Regions from separate parts of the Homo sapiens genome. Here region 1 is linked to region 2. Evidence: read pairs that join two places in POLR2A ChIA-PET (ENCODE). Cell type or tissue: GM12878. All regions are shown on one strand. Each heading gives the region's core, and the rest is flanking DNA. Links, peaks and the distances in the headings are about the cores only.

What was found. Peaks named below come from ENCODE experiments on the same cell type or tissue, not always from the same donor. Only the 100,000 strongest peaks of a DNase experiment are listed, where the experiment ranks them.
Region 1: POLR2A ChIA-PET joins it to region 2 with 6 read pairs; 20 of 35 experiments call an interaction of 5 or more read pairs at or near these places.

The regions. Positions count from the first base shown.
Region 1 is chr2:112,654,255-112,658,637 of GRCh38, reverse strand. SLC20A1 (solute carrier family 20 member 1) reads right to left here. Exons shown (of 11, transcript NM_005415.5): 6 at 1,397-1,516. Among named protein-coding and RNA genes, the nearest start is that of SLC20A1, 11 kb to the right of the region's middle. In GM12878, for the core only: no CTCF peak of the experiment used is centred there; a DNase peak (open chromatin) is centred at 2,577; H3K4me3 peaks cover 240 bases; H3K27ac peaks cover 1,789 bases.
Region 2 is chr2:112,724,615-112,728,997 of GRCh38, reverse strand. It overlaps NT5DC4 (5'-nucleotidase domain containing 4), which reads right to left. Exons shown (of 17, transcript NM_001393655.1): 11 at 4,092-4,217; 12 at 3,758-3,824; 13 at 3,446-3,616; 14 at 2,709-2,760; 15 at 2,260-2,320. Among named protein-coding and RNA genes, the nearest start is that of NT5DC4, 5.8 kb to the right of the region's middle. RefSeq lists enhancers at 1,465-2,183, 2,184-2,903. In GM12878, for the core only: CTCF peaks have their summits at 2,095 (motif pointing right), 3,939 (motif pointing right) and 4,233; DNase peaks (open chromatin) are centred at 2,153 and 2,987; H3K27ac peaks cover 482 bases.

The DNA.
Region 1 (4,383 bases), core at 159-4,158, 70 kb after region 2:
GCAATGCAGAACACCCTATGTCAGGGGTCCCAAAATTTTTCTGTAAATATTTTAGGTTTTACGGGCTTCTGTAGCACATTGTTGTTTTGTTTTTATTTTTACAACCCTTTACAGATATAAGAACCCTTCTTAGCTCCCTGCTGACTCATTCTGTAGGGGAAAGTAGCTCAACCATGGGGCTGATAAGCTGAAACTAAAAATCTGAACTGTACCCAATTCTATTCTTTTCAAAAGAGGATTCTCTCAAATTTCAGTCCACCAATTCAAGCAAAGTGGCACAGCTCAATGCAGGGAACTAAAGACGACAACTTTAATTTCCACCTCTATAAAACAAAGAGATGTGCATCATGGCTGTAAATCCCACAGGCAGACCAGAGTATCTTCTGCCTCTCTCATGCCAGTGCTCAGTATGCTGACCTATCCATCCAGGCACCTCAGTCAAACTACAGACTGACTAACATAAAGCAAGACTTGTCTCAACTCCTCCCAGAGAGGGAAAATGAGGCCAGAGAGTCCTGAAAGCCTGGTTCCCACCGTGCACTCGGCACAGCCAGACTAGCACAGAACCTCTCGGAGGCTCTTCGGTTCAGCTGCGGTGACGCAGCGTTCTTCCTAACACCACTGCAGTCTATGCATCCCTCAGCTTCGAAACGATAAACTTCAACTTGCTAACCCAGCCTTCACATCGATGAAAAGGGCAGAAAATGATTATTTTAAGGAAAAAAAAGTCCGATACTAACCAAAATTTACTCAGTATTTAATTACATGAGTGTGTGGTAATGGCCTAAATGATTCCTTGACACTTGAAAATGTTTACTTCTAGAATCTGTGCTACAATTCTAGCAGACACACAATGTGTGTTTGTATATGTATTTGCATTGTATACTGCAATACAATGTCTACATGTATTCTAGCCTATATACAACATGTACACATTAGACTTAGCTTTGCTTGTCTGAATCTGAAGTTATACACAGAAGCAGTTGGGGTAAATATTTCCTCTACGAAAATATCTTGTATCTACCCCTTATTTTTCATTAAGGTATCCTTCTACTTCTCAGTAAATGTAGGCTATGATTTCTCTATTTATCTATCATGTCACTGGCAACTGATCAAGGAACATAAAAAAATTCAATGCCCCAGATTGTCTCTACAGCATAGGTTGAATACTCTTTATCACTAGGTCTTAGGTCATGTAAGTCCATTTTTAAGAACAGGTCTTAGGTCATGTAAGTCCATTTCTAAAAACAGTTTGGACAACAAACCCATATCCTCAAATTTCCCTTTAAAATCTCTTATTTTGCCAATCTCTTCTAATAGATTTTTACAGGTGGCCAAATAAAAAATAAACACAACATTAGTAGTTAAACTTTTCTGCTGTTTAGTTATTACTTACGTTCAATTTTTCTCTTCATCCTGGGACATACAAAGAACCAGACGATAAGGGCACAGAAAACTGCACATCCCACCGAGATGAGGATGGTACCCCACAGAGGAAGTTTGTCAAAGCCCAGCACTAGGAGATAAAATGGTGCATCTTGAAAACCCCAGGGCAACAGCCCCCTGCAATATTGTGTAAACCCTCCTCTGGGGACTGAGGGGTTCCCCATACCAGCCCATCACCCCTGACAGCTGCTGCCAGATTTAAGTGCACAGGATTACTGTGCTAGTGCCTATACAAATTTGGGAGAAAAACTCAATGATCATCTGAAAACCCACACCAGCCTAGCCCACTTGAACACCTGCGGGACTCAAGTTCCTATGCTTCTCAACATACGAGCCTTTTCCTTTCTTCACCTTGGAAGATAATAAAGATCACTACACGCTAAGGACCTATGACTAGCTATGAAAAAGACAGCAAGTGTTCCACTCTCCTAGCTCATGATCGTAACTGCCACATATTCCATTACCACCTACAAACTTATTTTAATGTTAACAGAATGATGTCTCAGTAGTCACATTTGTCATGCTGACACAATTCTGTGTAAAAGTGATTACATTCACTATACTGGCCTTTAGTAAAATGCTTTAATGAGATTATCTCCTTGAAAGCAGTATCAAAGCAAGATACAGAAAACAAGGATATTATCTATCAAAAGTTGATAATTTAAGAATAGTTGTAAAAGCTTTGTCTTTCAGCCAGGCACGGTGGCTCATGCCTGTAATCCCAGCACTTTGGGAGGCCGTGGCAGGCAGATCACTTGAGGTCAGGAGTTCGAGACCAGCCTGCCCAACATGGCAAAACCCCATCTCTACTAAAAATACAAAAAAAAATTAGCCGGGCATGGTGGTGGGCGCCTGTAGTCCCAGCTACTCGGGAGGCTGAGGTGGGAGAATCACTTGAACCTGGCAGGGCGGAGGTTGCAGTGAGCTGAGATTGCGCCACTGCACTCCAGCCTGGGTGACAAAGTCAGACTTTGTCTCAAAAAAAAAAAAAAAAAAAAAAAAAGTTTTGTCTTTCTCACACACAAAGTTTAGTGGTAATTTCACTTACAAGTCTTACCTTAAAAAAAGACTTGCCTAGCAACACTGTTCACATGGTTTAAGAATGAGTAATATTAGTCATTATCTGACTGTCATATGCACGCCAGTAGGCTCCAAACCATTAGCCTGTACTAAAGACAGAAGTAAAGCACTGGCCAGGCACAGTGGCTCACACCTGTAATCCCAGCACTTTGGGAGGCTGAGACAGGTGGAGCACCTGAGGTCACGAGTTCAAGACCAGCCTGGCCAACATGGTGAAACCCCGTCTCCACTGAAAATTAAAAAAATCAGCTGGATGTGGTGGTGGGCTTCTATAATCCCAGCTACTTGGGAGGCTGAGGCAGGAGAATCACTTGAACCCAGGAGGTCGAGGTTGCAGTGAGCCAAGATCGTGCCACTGCACTCCAGCCAGCCTGGGTGACAAGAGCGAAACTCCGTCACAAAAACAAACGAAAAGAAGTAAAGCACTATACAATCCTATTTAAATCTAACAGATGTTATAATGATCTCTAGCTACTCAGGAGACTGAAGTGTGAGAACACCCTGAGCCCAGGAATACAAGGCCAGCCTGGGCAACACAGCAAGACCCCATCCCTGAAAAACAAAAAAGGTAAAAAAAAAAAAAAAAAACCCATAAAAGATATTATAATGATCTGTAGTTGATATCTAGGAATAGCTTAGTTACTTCTGCTTGTTTTGCTTTATTTTGCTTGTTATGTACGAAATCACAGATGCTCCTCAACTTACAATGAGGTTATGTACCTATAAACCCATCAAAAAGTCAAATAACTGAAGGTTGAACCATGAAGTCAGGGACTGTTTGTACTTATAAACTGGAAATTCTATCATACCCCAAAATGATTAATCTTTAAAAATCAGACACAAGGCCAGACGCGGCAGCTCACGCCTGTAATCCCAGCACTTTGGGAGGCTGAGGTCCGTGGATCACCTGAGGTTGGGAGTTCAAGACCAGACTGACCAACACGGTGAAACCACGTATCTACTAAAAATACAAAAATTAGCTGGGCGTGGTGATGCACATGTGTAATCCCAGCTACTCGGGAGGCTGAAGCAGGAGAATCGCTCAAACCCGGGAGGTAGTGGTTGCAGTCACCCAAGTTCGCACCACTGCACTCCAACCTGAGTGACAGGGCGAGACTCTGTCTCAAAAAAAAAAAAAAAAAAAAAATTAGAAACAAATTGAGGTCCCTTCAAAACTAAAACTTTTTTTGTTTTTGAACTTTTTTTTTTTTTTTTTGAGACAGCATCGCACTCTGTCGCCCAGGCTGGAGTACAGTGGCACGATCTTGGCTCACTGCAACCTCCGCCTACCAGGCTCAAGTGATTCTCCTGCCTCAGCCTCCGAAGTAGCTGGGATTACAGGCGCCTGCCACTGCACCTGGTTAGTTTTTCTAGTTTTTAGTAGAGATGAGGTTTCACCAACTTGGCCAGGCTGGTCTTGAACTCCTGACCTCATGATCCACCCACCTCGGCCTCCCAAAGTGCTGGGATTACAAGCATGAGCCACCGCGCCCGGCCCCAAACTACAATTCTATGGTGACTATGTATCTTTTCATTTTAAATTCTGCTTTCAATTTTGATCATGTGGTCACACAAACTAAAATATACATGAAATTACTGTCTATCACAATTTAAGTTGGTCTACATTCCAAGTCAAAAAGGAAAGAGACTGGTTTTTCTTACAAATGATCCATAAAGGACACAACGAAAATATCTAAGTTTCTGTTTTTAAAATGATTCTAATTTCACTCATCTCTGAGCTTTGCTTCTACCACATAAAGAATGAGTGTTAAGAGCATCATGGGAGACTTTTTAGTTTATCACAAAGAACTGTTTACAATGGAAATCTGGCATACAAACTTCTCTTCACCGGCACAT
Region 2 (4,383 bases), core at 263-4,262:
ATGCCTGGACCCCCAGCTTTGCCCACAGGAGCGGTCTGGGCCAGCCCATCTAAGAGTCCAGAGATGAGATGAGGCCGCCCGGTGAAAGCCAGTTCCCCCATGTGTGTGGCAGCACAGTGCAGGAGACACAGTGTGACCCCTGGAGCTTGACAGGCTCACATCCCAGCTGTGTGGTCCACTAGCTGTGTGATGGCAAGTCACTTAGATTCTCTGTGCTTCCTCATCAATGATAAAATGAGGAAGATAAAACCTACTTTGCTGAGTTATATTGAGCATTAAGCATAATCGATGAAAAGCACCCAGCCCAGTGCAGGAAACACAGCAGACACTCAATAAATGGTTTTCCCCTCTCAAACGTCTGGAAGGCAGCCAAGGGCAGCAGGGAAGGCAGGCGACAGGGAGCCTCAGAGGTCTAGCTTCAAGTTCAGATCCTAAACTGCAAGCTCTACGTCTTATCAAATGGAAATGATGATGCCAACTTGGGAGGACTGACACGTGCAGGTTCCAGGGAAGCCCTGAGCTGGCCAGTCCCATGACTCCTACTAACCCTTGCCCAGTGCCATCGTAGCCACCTCTACCACCCTGTTTTTAACCCAGAAGCATCCTCCGGTCTCCCAGAGGAAAACCAGCCAGAGTGTTTACTGTATCATCTGCTGCCTCCTCCACCCCTTCGGAAGCCACTGTATGTTTACTGAGGGTAGGAGGACTGTGCCTTCCTCCTTGCAACTGATATCCTTTCTACCAAGGAAATGACGAGATAGTGTGGTCTCAATCTAAAGCAGGAGTTAAGGTTGGGCATGAGGAAGAACATCCCTGCCGAGGCATCTTATCTGTATAAACCTAACTCTTCCCATGCGTCTGTTAAGACACAGACAGTTATCTGCAAGACTGTGATCCCACTGAGTCTGAAGGTGGGAGATTAGGGCTGGTGACCTTGCAAGCTCCTAGCAAGGCTGGGGACCAGTGGGTCCTTCTAGGATAAATGTTCACAAACAGCCGTGGAGATTCCGCAGGGACCCACCAACTCCGGGGCCGCCCGAGAGAGCTGAGCTCACTCGGAAGTACAGGAGGTCGAGGCAGGCGGCAGTGTAGAGGTCGGCATAGCGCATCAGCTGGCTGGAGAAGAGTGTCTGGCGGAAACCGCAGCGGAACAAGCTGCCCATGGTGCTGTAGCACAGGTCCAGCTCCTGGGTGACCCTCTGGCCAGAGGGGCAACACACTGAATTGAAATCCCAGCCCGCTTAGGCCTGACCTGGCCTACTCCCTTTCTGGGCAACCCTGGCCTCTCTGGGCCTCTCACCGGGGGACATTGAAACCTGTGACTCTCTGTAGGAAGGAGCAGCATGTTGTAGACCCACAGGCTGCACACTTGGCTTTTGGAGGTGGGGCAGCTCCTCACTTTGCCACAGGCCCCGCTGCAGCTTTCCATCACAGTTACCTGCCTGGCCCTGAAGATGGACCACCCAGGACTAAACCCACAGCTTCATTTACCATCTGAGTCCAACAGAGGACTTGGCAAGGCGACACCCCCAGCCTCGCTCCTACTATCCTGGCAGGCCCCACCCCGCCACCAGGCCCTGTTTCCTGTCTGCTTTTAGAGCCTAGAGAATGGTTCCAACATTTACTCCCAGGATGACCTCTCTCTGAGCCTCAGTTTCCTCATCTGTAAAATAAAGGTGACAATCCCTGCTCCATCCACCTCTTAAGGCTGTGGGGAAGATCAAACGGCTGTGCTTTGTAAAAGGCTCTGCAAAGACCCTTTGTGATCGGCCCCAGCTGGGCTTGGGATGACCAAGTGACCTGACTCCCTCCACCTGGCTGACCCATGGGCACCTCCAGCTTTTTGGTGGCCGGTCAGTAATGCCACAAGGGAACACTGTCTTTTCTTCTCTTTTCCAAGGACCCTGGGCTCACTGGCCCTAAATCACATTTCCTATCAGAACTGGCTAGTCAGTCAATAAGGGCCCAGCTAGCACGCAGGCACTTCCCGGGCAGGGTGATTGGCAAAGACTGTGGGACTGGAGGCAAAGCCTGCAAATCAGGCTCAACTCAGCCCTTCAAGAGGGTACCGCTGCCCTTTGGAATGTCGGCCAGCAGAGGGCGCTGGCTGACAAGGCAGGTGGAGCCCAGGCGAGGCTGAGGAGAATGGGGTAACTGGGCCTTTGGCACCGAGGACAAAGCCGACAGGCAAGCAGTGGGGAAGTGAACCCGGCTCCGCCCCTGCTGGGCCTGTCCCTTCCCTCGCCACCCAGCTCCCACCTGGATCTCTCTCTTGGTGAAGTTGATGACTTGCAGCTCACAACTGCTCCCATCCATGTGCCTGGTACAAAAATAGCTAGGTGACCCAGGGGAGGCACAGAGCCTCCGAGTGCCAGGACAGTCTCCTTAGACCCCAGCAGGGGTCGGGTGGGGGGACACCGTGCGGGCATCCAGTGGGGGTGCCGGGCTGGGTGTGTGCATGCGTGCGAGGGCAGGTCCCTGAGTGCTGGATAGGTTCAGAGGAAGGGCCTAGAGGTCACAGAGTGTGAGCAGTCCCAAGGGGGTGAGAGGGGTCCCCACATTCAGTTTGCTAGGGAAGCCCAGCCTGAAACAGATCTTGATGTTCTGACAACCTTGGCCGGGACCTCGCCGCCAGGCAGGGATGTGAGCCACTGCCCCTCCATACCTCTCCCTGCCCCATCCCACCCCCAGAAAGGCCAGGGTCTCACTGGTATATGTCTGCCAGGTGCGTGTCCAGTCTCTTCAGCTCCTCCAACCGCTCTGAAAAGCCACCAGGGGTCAGTGGGGGTGAGTGACGGCCTGTGTCACCCACTGGCCCTGCCTGCCTGTGTCTGCCCTGGCCCAGCGGAGGACTTGCACACCCTGAGCTGTGTGCATAACACCCCTGGCCCCTTACATCACGTGAGACTCTGCCCAGACTGAGGCAGGGACAGCATAGGCCCCGTAGGCCCCATGGGACAGGTGAGGGAGTCAGGTGACCTTCCTGAGGTCACACGGCAATGACTCAAACCTAAAGCCTCAGCTCTCAGGACAAAGCCCAAATTGTGTGGGCTCACACAACTCCCTGCCCTGGAGGATGACTTCAAGTCATACCTGGGTGGAAGGTGTGTACCTTCCACTCACTGAACATCCTTGGGGTGGGTGGGGAGGGTGGGGTCAGGTGCAGGAGGAAGGCACCGCCTGCAGAAACACCACGGGATTCTTGGGTCAGGAGAAGTGGATTTGACTCTCAGCTTTCCCCCTACTGGCTGTGTGACTTCGGGCAGGCCGCTTAGCCTCTCTGGGTCTGTATGTCTTTGTCTGTTTCCTCCCTCAGAAACAACAGAGTGGCCAGGATTCCTGGTCACAACTACTAACCCCCCACGGGAAAAAGGAGAAGGCAGTGCTGGGGCCTCTGCATGGGAGGCCAGTGCCCCTCTGACTGTTCCAGACCCCAACAGCTCACCCTTCTCCTGGGCCCAGATGTCCAGCTCCCAGGACAGCTCAGGAACCACCAGGCAAGTCCGCCAGCCCTGACGCTTCTTGGACTTGAGAATGTCCCCAAAAATGTGGTCCCCAATGTACAGGATGTCCATCCCCCGAACCCCAAGCAGCTCGCACACCATGTCCGAAGAGCCTGCCCCACCAAGGGGAGGACAGACACTCGTTTGCCCTTCCTGCCTTGGGGTAGGTGACTCGGGGCAGGTGAGGGGCCTGGGCTCCTAGTCGAGGGAAGGAGGGTGCCCAAGGAGTGATGGGGCATGGTGGGAGCTGGTACCTCCAGAGTAGACAGCACAGTGCTGGTGGGGCCCTGTGTAGGTGCCCACGTGGAGCTTTCCTGAGTCCTGGAGGGGCAGAGGGGTGCCCTGGAGCCAGGAGAACCACATCTTTGGTCTCTAGCTAGGGAGGGTCGCAGGGAGCTGGGAGTGGCAGAGGTAACCATGGGGGGTGTGGGAGGAAGGAGGCAGCAGAGGGCGCTGAAGGCGGCCTCGGGTTCCCTGCCTCCAGGGACAGACAGGCCAGCAGAGCTGCCAGCTATAAAGGCAGGTCAAGTCTAAGGGGCAGGCAGGCTGCCCTCCCCAACCGTGGTCCATGGGTGCAGGTGGACTGACCTCTGCACCTGCCATTACCGTGTTGACCTGCCTCAGGACCAACCCCTCTGCAAAGAAGTGGGGCTTCTGCGTGTCCACCACGATCAGGTCAAAGTAGGACCTCCAGGGCCTGCCCGAGGCTTCAGCCTGTTGGGGGTGCACACGGGCTGCACACACACAGCCTGGTAAATCTGACCTTGCCACAGCCAGTCACCCACCACAGCCTGCCTCTCCCCACCAACCTCCCAGCTGGATGAGACCTCTTCAGCCCCTGGGAACCCGGTCTCGCTGCCCAGCTTCCCCAGCCAAGCTG